Linked DNA regions of Homo sapiens: all the other regions are linked to region 1. Evidence: chromatin contacts called from ENCODE Hi-C data. All regions are on one chromosome and are shown on one strand. The core of a region is the stretch at or near the end of the contact, and the rest is flanking DNA. Distances in the headings are between cores, read along the strand shown. Region 1 holds the start of NEIL3 (nei like DNA glycosylase 3). Region 2 has its middle 52 kb from the start of WDR17. Region 3 holds the start of WDR17 (WD repeat domain 17).

Region 1 (4,367 bases), core at 769-3,268:
TCACGCCAGTGAAATCTCTTAATGCCTTCAGTGTCAGTCCCCAACTCTTACTAATTAAAGATCGTATTTGACCCAAATGTGCACAGTACACAACACCTTAAAGAGAAATGAGGTGAATCAGATAAATGAACAGGTTGATATTTTTTAAATTTGTCCACAAGCTCTTTGATATCCCTCCTTTCAAATCACAGCTTAATTCCCCTCCCCTTGTGAATGCACTGTATTTAATGACTGGCTTCTAATGAATGGAATAAGAAGTAAGTTACCATAGTAAACTAAGTAATAAAGGGTGACTAAGTAATAAAGGGCATTGCAGCTTTCTCCTTGACTTCTCTCTTGGATCACACTCTCAGCTGCCATGTCATTAGAAGAGCCGAGCTGCACTATAGAGACACAAGAGGTGAGAAACTGAGGCCTCCTGCCAACAGCCATGCAAGTGACTCATCTCGGAAGTGGATCTTTTAGCTACAAAAAGCCTTTGGGGCACTTTAGCCTTGGCTAATATTTTAACTGTAACCTCTTGAGAAATGCTGAGCCAGGATGACTCTGGCTAGCTAGACTATTGCCAAATTCCTGACCCACAGAAACTTTGAAATAACAAATGGGATAATTGATGAGGTAACAATAAATAACTAGTACAACGCTGAAAGAGGAGAAGGTATATAGGACTTTTCTCCATCAAAGGACAGAGATTATTGAATTGAACAAGGGAGTAAAGTACAAATAGTCCTGAAATTGATCCAGCCAACTTTTGATCACTAATCTCTCCCTGCAAAGGAAAGATTTAATACTTTTCAAAATTTCAATCAAGTCTTCAGTATATTCAAATTCAACTCTCTAGTATACAGATGCTCCTCAACTTACGATGGGGTTATGTCCTGATAAACCCGTTGTAAACTGAAAATACAGTAAGTCGAAAATGCCTTTAATATATCTAACCTACCAAACATCATAGCTTCACGAGGCCCTCCTTAAATGTGTTCAGAACACTTACATTAGCCTACAGTTGGGAAAAATCACCTAACACAAAGCATATTTTATAATAAAGTGTTGAATAATTTATTGACTACTGTACTGAAAATGAAAAACAGAATGGCTATATGAGTACTCAAAGTACAGTTTCTACTGTGTGTCACTTTTGCACCATCATACAGTCAAAACACTGTTACGCTGGGGCATCCTAAGTCAGCAACCACCTGTGTATATGCTCTTGTGGTTTAACGGCAGCACAGTGCTATGCTTATGAAATCACTTAGAAATTGACATTCTGTTTTAATGTGTAGTATTTCAGTTTTCAAAAAAGAATACACTTTATAATTTACAAAACTATATGGAGTCATAAACTTCATAGATTTATATGTATGCATGCATCTTTGGTTAGGGTTGTGGGTAAATTTGAAAAGCTACGCATTACCCTCAAATTTATATAAACCTCTACGTTTAACAAAGCAATTTCATATAGCTTTCATCTTGGGGCGTCCCCTTACAAAATGGATGCATGCACTTAGGTAGGGCTCACTTAACTATCTAATAATGGAGTTTTTAAATATAGACACTAGAATATATTCTGCTGTTTGTTCCAAAAACCCTCTTCTTCGTTTCTCTTATCCCACCCACGTCCGAATATAGCATGCCAAAAACAGAGCCAAAAACAAGATTGTCTGTGACATATCTGTCCTGTCACAGACAAGGACAGATTAAGAGGACCAGATCAGAAAATGTGTGTATACTAAGTAGCTCAAAGACAAGGGCAAAACTTTAACGCAAAGAAAATACATTCAGAGCTTTCCAAGTCCCAATTTCTTCTGCTTTTACAGTTCAGCCTAGTTAGTTGTCCTCCACGCCCCCCGCCCCACGCGCGTTTGCGTTTTCTTAATAAACCCACAGCAAGACCTAGGGCGGGGGTGAACCACAGCGCATGCGCCGTAGGGAGCGACCTCAACAGCTAGGGTGCTGTTTGGGCGGGGCCTGGGCGGGGCCAGACGCGCGCGAGATTTGAATTTCCTCTGCGTGCGGTCAGTGCCCGCGCAGCGTTGAGTTGCACAGCGGTATTCTCACCAGGCCCTGCAATCGGTGGGCCACAGTGCCGGCCACAGAGATGGTGGAAGGACCAGGCTGTACTCTGAATGGAGAGAAGATTCGCGCGCGGGTGCTCCCGGGCCAGGCGGTGACCGGCGTGCGGGGAAGCGCTCTGCGGAGTCTGCAGGGCCGCGCCTTGCGGCTCGCAGCCTCCACGGTTGTGGTCTCCCCGCAGGTGAGCTACTCCTGTAACAGGCCATGCAGTCAGCAGGGGGGAAATGGAATAAAGACCCCATCAGGGTTCCAGGATTTAAAGTGTCATCTCTTTGCTCTGGCCCAGGTTTCCTGGGGTCCCACCTTTCACAGAGTTTATCGTCACTTTACTGTAGGGAGAAGTCGGTCCTAGCGCGCCTGCGCAGGAGAGGAGGGCTAGCGTTCTGGGCTCACGCTGCCGGAGCAAGATGCCCTAGGGGAATCCAGTGAAGGTGTTTTATCCGAGTCACCTTACTTAACTTCTTTATGATACACACATGGTTTCCCATGTCTACAGCTGCATTTTTTACTATTGATATTATCAAATCTCTGCTACCTCTGATATGTTTTCTTCGTCCCATTTTAAGCTTTTAGCATAAAATTCTACTTTCTTGCTTGGCTAATCTGCAATTGGTAAGTATATCACAACTAGTATATAATTCTAAAACTACACGTAGAAAATTTAGCACTAACTTCTCACTCAACTTCATATTGCCATCTAATTAAGGGGCAATGAAACCCAGTTCTGGTTCCCTTAAGTGAATTTATTTCTTTTTAAAGTAAACTAGCACAGCTTCTTGCCACTCAGGCATTCATTGCAGACGATGTGGTATTCATTTGGCCAGAACTTGTACTAAAAATATTCTGATTAAGGCATCATGTTTTAAAAGCCCTCTAGATGTATGGATGATTGTATTTCATGCCTACATGCAATATTGCACTGTATTTCAATTTCTTCTGCAAAGCTTCTTATAGCCTTTGGTCCTGGAAGAAAAAGTTGCCTGCTATGAAATTAGCATATGCTTACAACTTGAAAGAAATGAGGTTCTAAGTCTAAGAAAATATATTTTCAAACTTGGGAAAAAATAAGTTTTACATCTCCTTCCAATTGCCCTTTTGTTTATTTTGACTTGATATGCCAGTAAGTACTCTGTACCTATTTTTTTTTATTATTGTTATAGTGTTTCTAAAATCGTTTCAGGGTACCACAGAGATGGATTTTAGATGGTTTCTTAAGAATATTAATATTTATGAAAATTACTCATTCAATAAAATTTTGAATACTCAAGACACCTGGGGAGCAAAAACAAATACTTCCTCTTTTGGAGCCTATACTTCAGTTGGGAAGACACAAAGACATTCATTAAATAATCACCTAAAGAAATATAAATTAATAAGTTCTGTGAAGGAGAGATACACGATTCTTTAAGGACTTGTAGGAAGACCTGGGAAGGCTTCCCCAGGGAAGTAGCAAAGCTGAGGTGTGGGCCGGGTGCAGTGGCTCATGCCTGTAATCCCAGCACTTTGGGATGCTGAGGTGGGCAGATCGCCTGAGGTTGGGAGTTCAACACCAGCCTGACCAATATGGAGAAATTCCATCCCTACAAAAATAAAAAATTAGTCAGGCATGCTGGTGCATGCCTGTAATCCCAGCTACTCAGGAGGCTGAGGCAGGAGAATCGCTTGAATCCAGGAGGTGGAGGTTGCAGTGAGCTGAGGTCGCGTTATTGCACCCCAGCCTGGGCAACAAGAGCGAAACTCTGTCTCAAAAAAAAAAAAAAAAAAAAAGCTGAGGTGTGCAGGGTGAGTAGAAGCCATGCAGCTCAGGGATTGGAACAGGAAAAAGACTGAAAGAAAGCCAGAGTAGACACTGCCCTCTCATTTAGGAGTCGACTGCAGAAATCCAGGTGACAAATTTGGGGTCAAGTGCTGGTGGTGGAGATGAAGACAAGAGAATCACTATGATGGGAGGGCTAAGCAATGGATATGACATGAATATACTTAGGGATATCATCATTTACATCATTCAACCACAACGTATTTTGTGTTAGGTTTTATGCTAGCTCCTGCGGATACGAAGATGAGTAGGATATGCTTTCTGCTGTGAGAGTCCAACCTAATGTTTTAAATAAATATCACCTCATTGGTATTTAGGAAAAATAGCTTAAACATTTCCTTTTAAGTTTTGTTGTGATTATCTCTGATGGTATGGCATGAGATGCTTTTACATTTCATTCAGTCATGAAAAAGGATAACCCTATGATAAAGGATTAACCTGATTCTACAGATGAGGCATATGAGGCTCAGAGTGACTT
Region 2 (4,367 bases), core at 1,089-3,588, 1.3 Mb before region 1:
AAGCATAAATTTTCATAATTTATATACGAGTAAGGACCAAGAGGAAACCATGGATCCTTGAGCAGGGTAACCAATGATAAAAAAGATGGGGAGATCAGGCTGATTTTCCAGGGAGTGGAGGTTCCATCTACAAGACTCAGATCTTTTTTGTGTTTGCTTTTTGTTTTGGTTTGGATTCGTTTTTGCTCATTTGTTTCAGTTTTACAAAGACTGAAGTGGTTGTTTCACAAAATATATATTGTACAGATAGTACCCTCAGGCCTTATTTTCCCAGCCAGAAACACCAACACAACAGCTTCCAAATGCAGTCTCCTTTACAATTCATTAATTTTTGTTCTATTCCTAGGATGGCCTCACTGGGCTTTGGTTTCCCTTGAGGAAAGTGATTTTCTTTTGTGGTTTGCAGTTGAGTCACAAGAGAATTTTGAAGGGTTTTGAGCCTCCCCGTTGCAAAGCTGTAGGTAAGTGTCTTGTGACAGCTATAGCAATAAAGCAGAGTGGTTTTCCTTAACATTTAAATGCAATAATTAGCATATGTTGTTTTAAATTGTGTGTGTGTGTGTGTGTGTGTGTGTGTGGGTGTGTGTGTGTTTTATATTTACAGAACCATGTTCTCGAAGCAGTCCAGTCTCTAAAGTTTCACCAGGTGGGGCAGAGTGCCAGGCCTATGACTAGGGCCAGAGGTCTCTCCTCTTGTCTCTCTGATGAATACTGGCAGTTCCCCAGGCTTACCAGTTATTCTGGAGATAATGCTTTTGAAGGCCTCAAAGGTGCTGAATATCATCTTAATTTGAACCCCACAGAAAGAGTTTGGACACCTCCATTCTTCACTGCACAAAGCTCTCTTGACCAGGCACCTGGCTGATCTCTGGCATCTCGGTGGGCTACACGGAGCTCATGGTCTTCATTCTCCAGGTAAAACCAGGGAGCACAGCTTGAACTCCTGACATTCTTTCTTGATTTTATCACTGCCTCTCCTGCCTCTGCTGCCCATCTTTTTATGTCTGATATGCACTGCTTTCAGCTTTATGCTGTTATGTTTCTGGCCAACTGGAAACATACATATCTGCAGATCAATGGTGAGGAACCTCCCAGTGCCCCACTGCAGGGTCTGGCTGTTATCAGAAGAGGCTGGGGGTCTCATCCTCAAGCATATTTTGCTGGTTGTGCACCTTTCCGAACTGCCCAGAGTGAAGGGATTTTCATCTGGAGGAGAGACCCTGGAGGAAATCAGTTTCAACTTGGGCTCCACCAATGCTGCCAGCATTGTGGGTAGAGAGGGAGGCCACAGGGCCATACTGGAGGGCTATGCTGTAAGGAGGTGGTCTTCACCTCTAGGCAGATTAGGTGACCAGCAGGCACTTTCACAGAGCCACTGGCCTTCCACTCTGACTCCTGGTTCTGCCCGGACCACTGAATTCTTGTGGCACTCTGACTACATTTTTGAAAAAATTTAATGAGTTCATGTGAATATTCAGTGATTCATGGATTGGGTAGCAGCAGATCACAAGTGGTTCAGTGCCCCACAGAAGGGGTCATAAGGGGACTTTTTAAATAAATTCAACTTTTATTTTAGATTCAGGAGTACATGTGCAGGCGTGTTACACCGGTATATTGTGTGATGCTGAGGTCTGGGCTATGAATGATCCTGTTGTCCAGGTAGTGAGCACAGTACCCAATAGATGGCTTTCAGCCCTTTTGCCTCTAATATATGTCTACTATATATATAAACATTATACATATAAATATATAATATATATATTTTTTTTCAGCCCTTTCCCGTCTAGTACCTGTCTACTATACCCATCTTTATGTCCATGTGTACCCAATGCTTAGCTCTCACTTACAAGTGACAACATGTGATACTTGGTCTTCTGTTCCTGCATTAATTTGCCTAGTATAATGGCCTCCAGCTGTATCCATGTTGCTGTAAAGGACATGATTTCATTTTTTGCGGCTGCATAGTATTCTAGTGTATATGTAGCACATTTTATTTAACCTATTCACCACTGATGAGCATCTAGGCTGCTTCCATGTCTTTGCTATTCTTAGAGTGAGAATTAAAGGTGGGAATGGCAGGCTCATTGAAACTCTGCCGCTTTGAGGTGGCAGAGATCTCATGCTATACCTTGCAAGTGAGGAAGGAGTACAGCTGTTGGTGGGATGAGCTGAAGCCGAGGCTTGAGGATAATGGGGTAGTGCTCCATCTCAGATCTCTCGTAGCCCAGGAGCAGATGGATGGTCATTGCTTTGGCATAATTCTGACCCATTAACAAGCTCTGAATCTCTTCGCACGTATAAGCCATGGGCATTATCTCAGTCTGTCAGGGATTCTTAAAAGCAGGAAGTGGTCAATGTAAGAGTTTAGATTTCAGTTCCTCCTCGTGGTCCATGTTCATCCACGGATGCTTCATGATTTCCTCTAAAGTGCCTCTCCTGCGAGAGTTGAGGACAAGAAATTTCTTGAGCAGGTTTTCACACTCCATGGGCATATAGCAAGAAATACCAGATATTCTTCTCAATATCTACTCTGGCAACTCCTTGAAGTTCTGTCTATCACAAGGCAGCAGGGGCACACTGAGCAGCCGATAGAGGATAACTGCCAGTCTTTACTCATTCACTAGCAGCTGTTGTACTTTGGGCCCTGGAAGAGCTGTGGGGCAATATAAAGAGGGCTGCCACAGAGGGCAGCTAGCTTGTTGCCAAAGGTGAATTTGTTGTGAAGCTAGCCTACAATGTCAGCTGTGCAGATGTTCTGCCCACAGGTCTCTAAGGACCATACACCTCTGGTGGTAACACTGCACAATAGGCACTTCATGGCAAAATTCGCCTTGTGCTTTTTTCTCTTTCATGCTGCCATCAGCCACCAGGTAATGGAACACCCCCTCCTCCACCAACATACTCCACAATACTGTAGAGGATTTTCTTAATGTCAATCACTTCAGATAATTTCACTATGGTGGGTTGATTCAAGGCCTTCTTGATTTGGTTTTTCTGGAACAGTCACAGGAGGCTGGGGGAGTTCTGCTGAGTCTTACTGATGGTCTTTGCAGCCACCTCTTTCCCAGTGAAAATGTGCCACACCAATTTCACCTTGGTGAAGTTACCCCCACTGATGGAGCCAGTCGACTAAGGAGCCAGTCGTTGCCATTATGGGTCTCTTCCTGAATAGAGATGGCTGAGAGGCACTGCAGCATGTTGGGCTTATAGGCAAGTTGTCACAAAGTCAGCTTACAATTGGGAAAAGCTGGTGAGAAGCTTGGTCCAAATCGCATCAACAGAAACTCAGGCCCAGAGTCTACCCAATGAACTGGTCATTGAGAGGAATCAAAACACAACACCAAACAAAAATAAAAAGTACCAGAAATTAACAATAACTAAACAAAAAAATGAGAGAAATTAAGAAAAGAAAAATGAGAAAAAGACTGAATAATAAAAATGAGAAAAATAAAAATGAAAAAGGGCAGTGAGAAAAAAGAAAGTAAGAAAATAATAAAAAATGAGGAACAGAAAAAAACAGTATAGAAGAAAAATTTAAAACAAGCAAAAGAGAAAAAAAGCCAAAGAGATAAAAAGTTAACTTTGGTCAAAGTCTCTCAGGTCATGGAAAACCAGCTTCCTGAGCTGGAAGCACCAAAGTTTAGACCCAGAAGTTGTAGGTTCTTAGAATTTCATAAAAATAGCTCCTTATGCAGGTTATAGCAAGAAATGAACTATCACTGGTAAGGATAATCCAGAGTGGTTTTCTTACATTTTGGTTTTGGAACACATTTCTCTTAAGAGGGGGGTTGAGGTGTTCCTAAAAAGCTTTTAATCTGAGTTATATTGATCAATATTTACCTCGTTAGAATTTAAAACCTGCAGAGTGTTTCAGTGACTTTTTCATTCCTAGTTTGGAACTTACAATAAACTTTGGCTTTTAAAGAGCTCATAGTATCTACATTTAAAATATATAATTTCTTTCTTTCTTTCTTTCTTTCTTTCTTTTTTTTTTTTTTGAGACGGAGTTTTGCTCTTGTTGCCCAGGCTGGAGGGCAATAGTGTGATCTCAGCTCACTGCAACCTCTGCTTCCTGGGTTCAAGCAATTCTCCTCTCTCAGCTTCCTGAGTAGCCTGGGATTACAGGCATGCCCCAACATGCCCGGCTAATTTTGTATTCTTGGTAGAGACGGGGTTTCACCATGTTGGTCAGGCTGGTCTCAAACTCCTAACCTCAGGTGATCTGCCCACCTTGGCCTCCCAGTGTTGGGATTACAAGCATGAGCCACTGTGCCCAGCCTAAAATTTATAATTTCTTTTTTAAAAACTCTGAATGGTTGGTCTCAAAATGACGTCACAACTTAGCTGACATCATGATACTATACAAA
Region 3 (4,367 bases), core at 1,291-3,790, 1.2 Mb before region 1:
AATTTAATCATGAAGAACTCCGGGTACTCAGTGCTAAGAACTAATGATTGCCCTGAAAATGTCAGTCAGCCTAAGTGACTGACAATTTTTTCTTTGTGAGGTGAGTATATGACATTAAATACTGGTTGAATAAAAGAATAAAAAATCAGAGTAAAGAGATCTTTGTTTTATAAATTAGGTATATTGTTCCTCTAGATCTAATCTAACTATAGTTGTGATTATTTAAATCTGTTCAAAAGGAATGAACTAAATTCTGGTAAAGGAATAAGAGTCCTGAACTGGGAGACCGGGATCACTCTATCAAAATCTGCTGCTAATATGACTGGAGATTTAAACACCTTCATCTTTAAATTATGAGTGCACAACTAGATAATTTCAGTTGTCTCATTCAATTTTATGTTTCTTTCTTTTTCCTTTTTCTTTTTTTTCTTTTTTTTTTTTGAGACGGAGTCTCACTCTTGTCACCCAGGCTAAAGTGCAGTGGCGCAATCTCCGCCTTCTGGGTTCACGCCATTCTCCTGCCTCAGCCTGCCGAGGACCTGGAAGTACAGGTGCCCGCCACCACGCCCAGCTCATCTTGTATTTTAGTAGGAACGGGGTTTCACCACCACGCTGCCGTCAAACTCCTGACTTCAGGTGATCCGCCCACCTCGGCCTTCCAAAGTGCTGGGATTACGGGAGTGAAACACCGCGCCCGGCCGGTTTTTTGTTTCTTAACTGGAGAGCTGGAGCCATTATGAGCAAAATAAACATAAAAGATTTTTTCCGTCCAACCGATGGACTAAGCTAGACGTTGTATCTTCAGCATTTTCTCTTCATGTACACCATTGACTATTCAGCACTATACCTAGCAAATATCAGTCATAAATGAAAACTATAGTCTGTTTTCACAGAAATGTTTCTTGTGATTTTCCCTCTTCGCTATTCTTATTTTCATTGTCTTAACTCAGGTCATCAGCATCTTTTCCCATGAACTACTGAATTTTTCTCCTAACAGACCATGTTCTTCATCTTCCTGCATCCCATGTATCTCCAATGTTTCCAAGGTGTCTTTCTTGATGAAAAAGCACTGATTTTATAAACTTCAATCTCTTCCTTTGGTTTAGAGGTTAAAGCCTAACCCATATATAGAATTCTGCATCTTTCCCAATCAAGTTTTCTTATTTTTCTAGTACAGTCTTTTGCCAATTTCCATCTTCCTTCTTATCTTTGGATTCACATCCCCAACTCCGGAGAAGGCAAAAACATCAAATTTATTTACATCAATCGTTTATTTTTTCCCACTTTATGCTTTTGGCAATGCTGCTCCTGCTGCATAGTATACACTTTCCCCTTTTTATCAGGTGAAATTCTACCTATTTATAAGTCCCTGCTCAAATACTAATCATATTGAAAGCTTCTCTGAATACCTTGGAAGAAAAAGTTCTGCCTCCCTCATCTGAAATCATCTCATAGCACTTTTATGTAACCCTATTTTAGTACTTAACACATTGAGTTATATTTAGTTATTGCCCTTATACTTTCTCTGGTAGATTATGTGCTAATTTCTTTCTTTCTTTATCCATCTATCCATCAAGAATTAATTGAAGACCTGCTATTCATCAGATACTTTGTTAGAATATAGGGGACGGAGTTGTAAGAACTGATTTTAGCTTTAACAAGTTTATTCTTTATATGGAAATCCAACATTTAAGTTAATTTTAATTTACAATATAGAATATTGAGTGCTGTGGTAGGTACTCGTCTCTGCAGAGAATATTTTGGAAAAAAGGAGCATTAAAATCTACTGCATAGGAAGGTAAGAATTAGGCCCAGGGACTTTCTCTGGTTGAGGTCGACCATTCATTTATTAACTATTTAGAGTGGAGTATAATTAATTCTCGATAGATGTCATTAAATACACTTTGTTTCGAGTACGTCGAGGCTTATTCTCTCTAGTGTGTTGGATAAAGGCCACAGGTAGTGAAGATATTTCAGAGATGTGAAGAATCCAGTAGGAATGACAACATCCAGCACTTCCATTCAACCAGATCCCACAGGGAAAATGTCAGTTTTGTGAAGGCAGATACATTAACCACATACAACTCGATTAATATAAACAAATAATCTTATCCATTGAGCTCTCCCACAGACCTTCTTGGGCCCAATCAGACAATAATGAAGTGCAGGCGAGACAGCATTCTGCACTCACATTCCAGGCACTGGTTCAAGTCCCTCCTCCAGGTCCCTCAAGAAAGAGACAGGATGACTGACTTACTGTATATTTGACTCATTTTCCTAGAAAGTGCAGACTCGCTATAAAATGTGTTAGGTGGTGAGAACGCTGATGGTTCACCGTTTTCCTCCACTTTCAGCCTCAGTGCAAACCCTCTGCCCAAAGCCTCGCTCCAGTACGGAGGAGCTGCGCCTTCAACACACTTTCTCTGTTGCCAGGTAACCACTTCTCCCTCAGCCTAGTCTCCAAGGGTCACGAGCCACTTCCGCCTCCCCCTCTCGGGCGCTCCAATCAGCGACCTGTGTAGCTGTCACGTGGGCCTCTGGGGCAGACCCTGGAGATCGGGCTCGCGGCGCCTTCCATCGTGGCTCCGCGCTGGGGCTTGCGGAGCACGCTTCCCGCCCCTCGGAGCCCGCGGGCCCGGCCGCCCCGCCCCCGGGCGCCCTGAGCGAGCAGGCGGGGAGGGCGGGGAGGGTCCGCGCGTTGGTGGTGCTCGCCTCGCAGCTGCGCCCGCCGGCTTCAGCACCTTCCGCTGTCCGCCGCTGCAGCCGCCTCCTCCTCCAGGTAAGAAGCCGGTGGGGCCGCAGAGATACCAAGGCAAGCTCAGGATTGATGTGGGTGATGCTGGAACTGTCGCGGCGTCATGCGAGAGGGGCTCTGACCTCCCTGTGATCGCGGACCAGGGTAATGTACGTCCTGCAGGGCTTTGCACACCATGGTGCCTGATGAGATAATCAACTGAGTTTTAGAGCCACACACCTGATTCTTACAAGGCACAGCAAGCAGCGAATATTTATGTATCTAAACTACCATTGCAGTGTAAACTGTGGACATTTCGAGGGACATTGTTTTATTTTTATGGCTATTAAGTATATGTCTAGAGCCTAGGTTGCTGTTCTCATCCCTCCGCCGGCCAGACACTTCTGTATAGATCATTTACCCCTTTGAAGATGGACTTATTAGTAGGGTTGTACTAAGAAAGGTTTGAGTAAAAAGGAAATGCGTTCCAGAAAAAAGACGGTATTGGATATAAGGCAGGTATACTATTTATTAAGTAGATCGTAAAATAGAATCTTTGCTGTCCTCCCCTCTCCAAAATCAGACTTGTTTTGCTTGCAAAGATTGAAAGGAACAAACAATTTAAGGAGACTTTTTAAATATATTAATTAAAAGCAATTGATTCGAATGAAAAGTAATGAAAAGTCCGACCATGCATCAAAAATAAATTATTTTGCATATTAATATATACATATATACTATATATATTTAACAAGGGTTTGAAGAGAGATACTACATTTCTGAATCTTTCATAAATACCCTTTAGAGAAAACTATCAAAAAAACACAAGTTCGTTGTAAAAGGATACGAAACGGCCAAAGCCCAACAATGTGAGATTATAGTTGCCGTTCTTAGCACTCTAATAACATTTCTGCGTTGTAAAAATTAGAAAATAAATGACAATGAATTTATGAGAATTTATAAATTTGAACTCCACAAGAGTTTAAGCATTAATTTATTTGTAGATTTATGCCTTATCATTACCCTGCTTGCCAGGAGCTGATGCTGGGCGGGTGGTGAAACAAACTCTGTGGAGAAAGCACTCTTACATCCTTTTGAGATTCTGCCTCACTGGCCTAAGTGTTCAAGAAAATGGATATAGTTATATCTAACTGTTTTGAAGGCAGACGTCTGAGATAGGTGGTCTGAGAACCTTTCCCCTCCTATCATCTAAAATTAAATATAGTTATTAAGTGCTTTTGAAAAGTTGTCAATTCGTTAATATTTTGGGAAACATCCTTTACTGGATTGTTTGGAGATTAATGTTACAAATGGTAGCTTTAGAGTTCCTGGGAAGTTTTAAAGCAATGACTTATTTCAAAGGGCATATACGGAAAGTAAAGCTCTTGAGTTCTGCAAACGTAATTATGTAAAAATAACTAGTTGAATGTTATTGTTTACATTGTTCTGACTTTCTCTTGTGTTGATATTAATAGAACTGCTTAAAAAACTGTGGACATCTGAAGAAGACGTTAAATATGCTTACTTGAAAGTTTTAACATTCTTTATTCTTCTTATTTCTAATGATAAATAGTGGTGTTCTAAATATTTTTAAGTTACCCATTAGTCACATAAATAATTCCATAGATTAGAA

Evidence for each region. A loop is a pair of places that touch in the nucleus more often than their neighbours do. Pooled maps may share reads with other maps.
Region 2: a loop to region 1 is called in a pooled map, with 23 times the contacts of the local background. The contact joins the enhancer-like site here to the promoter of NEIL3 in region 1. A Hi-C loop is called at or near these places in 2 of 50 pooled maps.
Region 3: a loop to region 1 is called in a pooled map, with 8 times the contacts of the local background. The contact joins the promoter of WDR17 here to the promoter of NEIL3 in region 1. A Hi-C loop is called at or near these places in 4 of 50 pooled maps.

The regions. Positions count from the first base shown.
Region 1 is chr4:177,307,856-177,312,222 of GRCh38, forward strand. NEIL3 (nei like DNA glycosylase 3) reads left to right here and starts at 2,019. Exons shown (of 10, transcript NM_018248.3): 1 at 2,019-2,254. The coding sequence starts at 2,099. RefSeq lists a silencer at 1,900-2,019 and an enhancer at 2,100-2,189.
Region 2 is chr4:176,011,298-176,015,664 of GRCh38, forward strand. It overlaps the pseudogene MARK2P4. Among named protein-coding and RNA genes, the nearest start is that of WDR17, 52 kb to the right of the region's middle. Within about 2 kb of position 2,339, at least 2 of the 41 ENCODE cell types and tissues checked have a DNase peak (open chromatin) inside an H3K27ac peak, as active enhancers do.
Region 3 is chr4:176,063,301-176,067,667 of GRCh38, forward strand. WDR17 (WD repeat domain 17) reads left to right here and starts at 2,541. Exons shown (of 29, transcript NM_181265.4): 1 at 2,541-2,779. RefSeq lists a silencer at 2,417-2,796.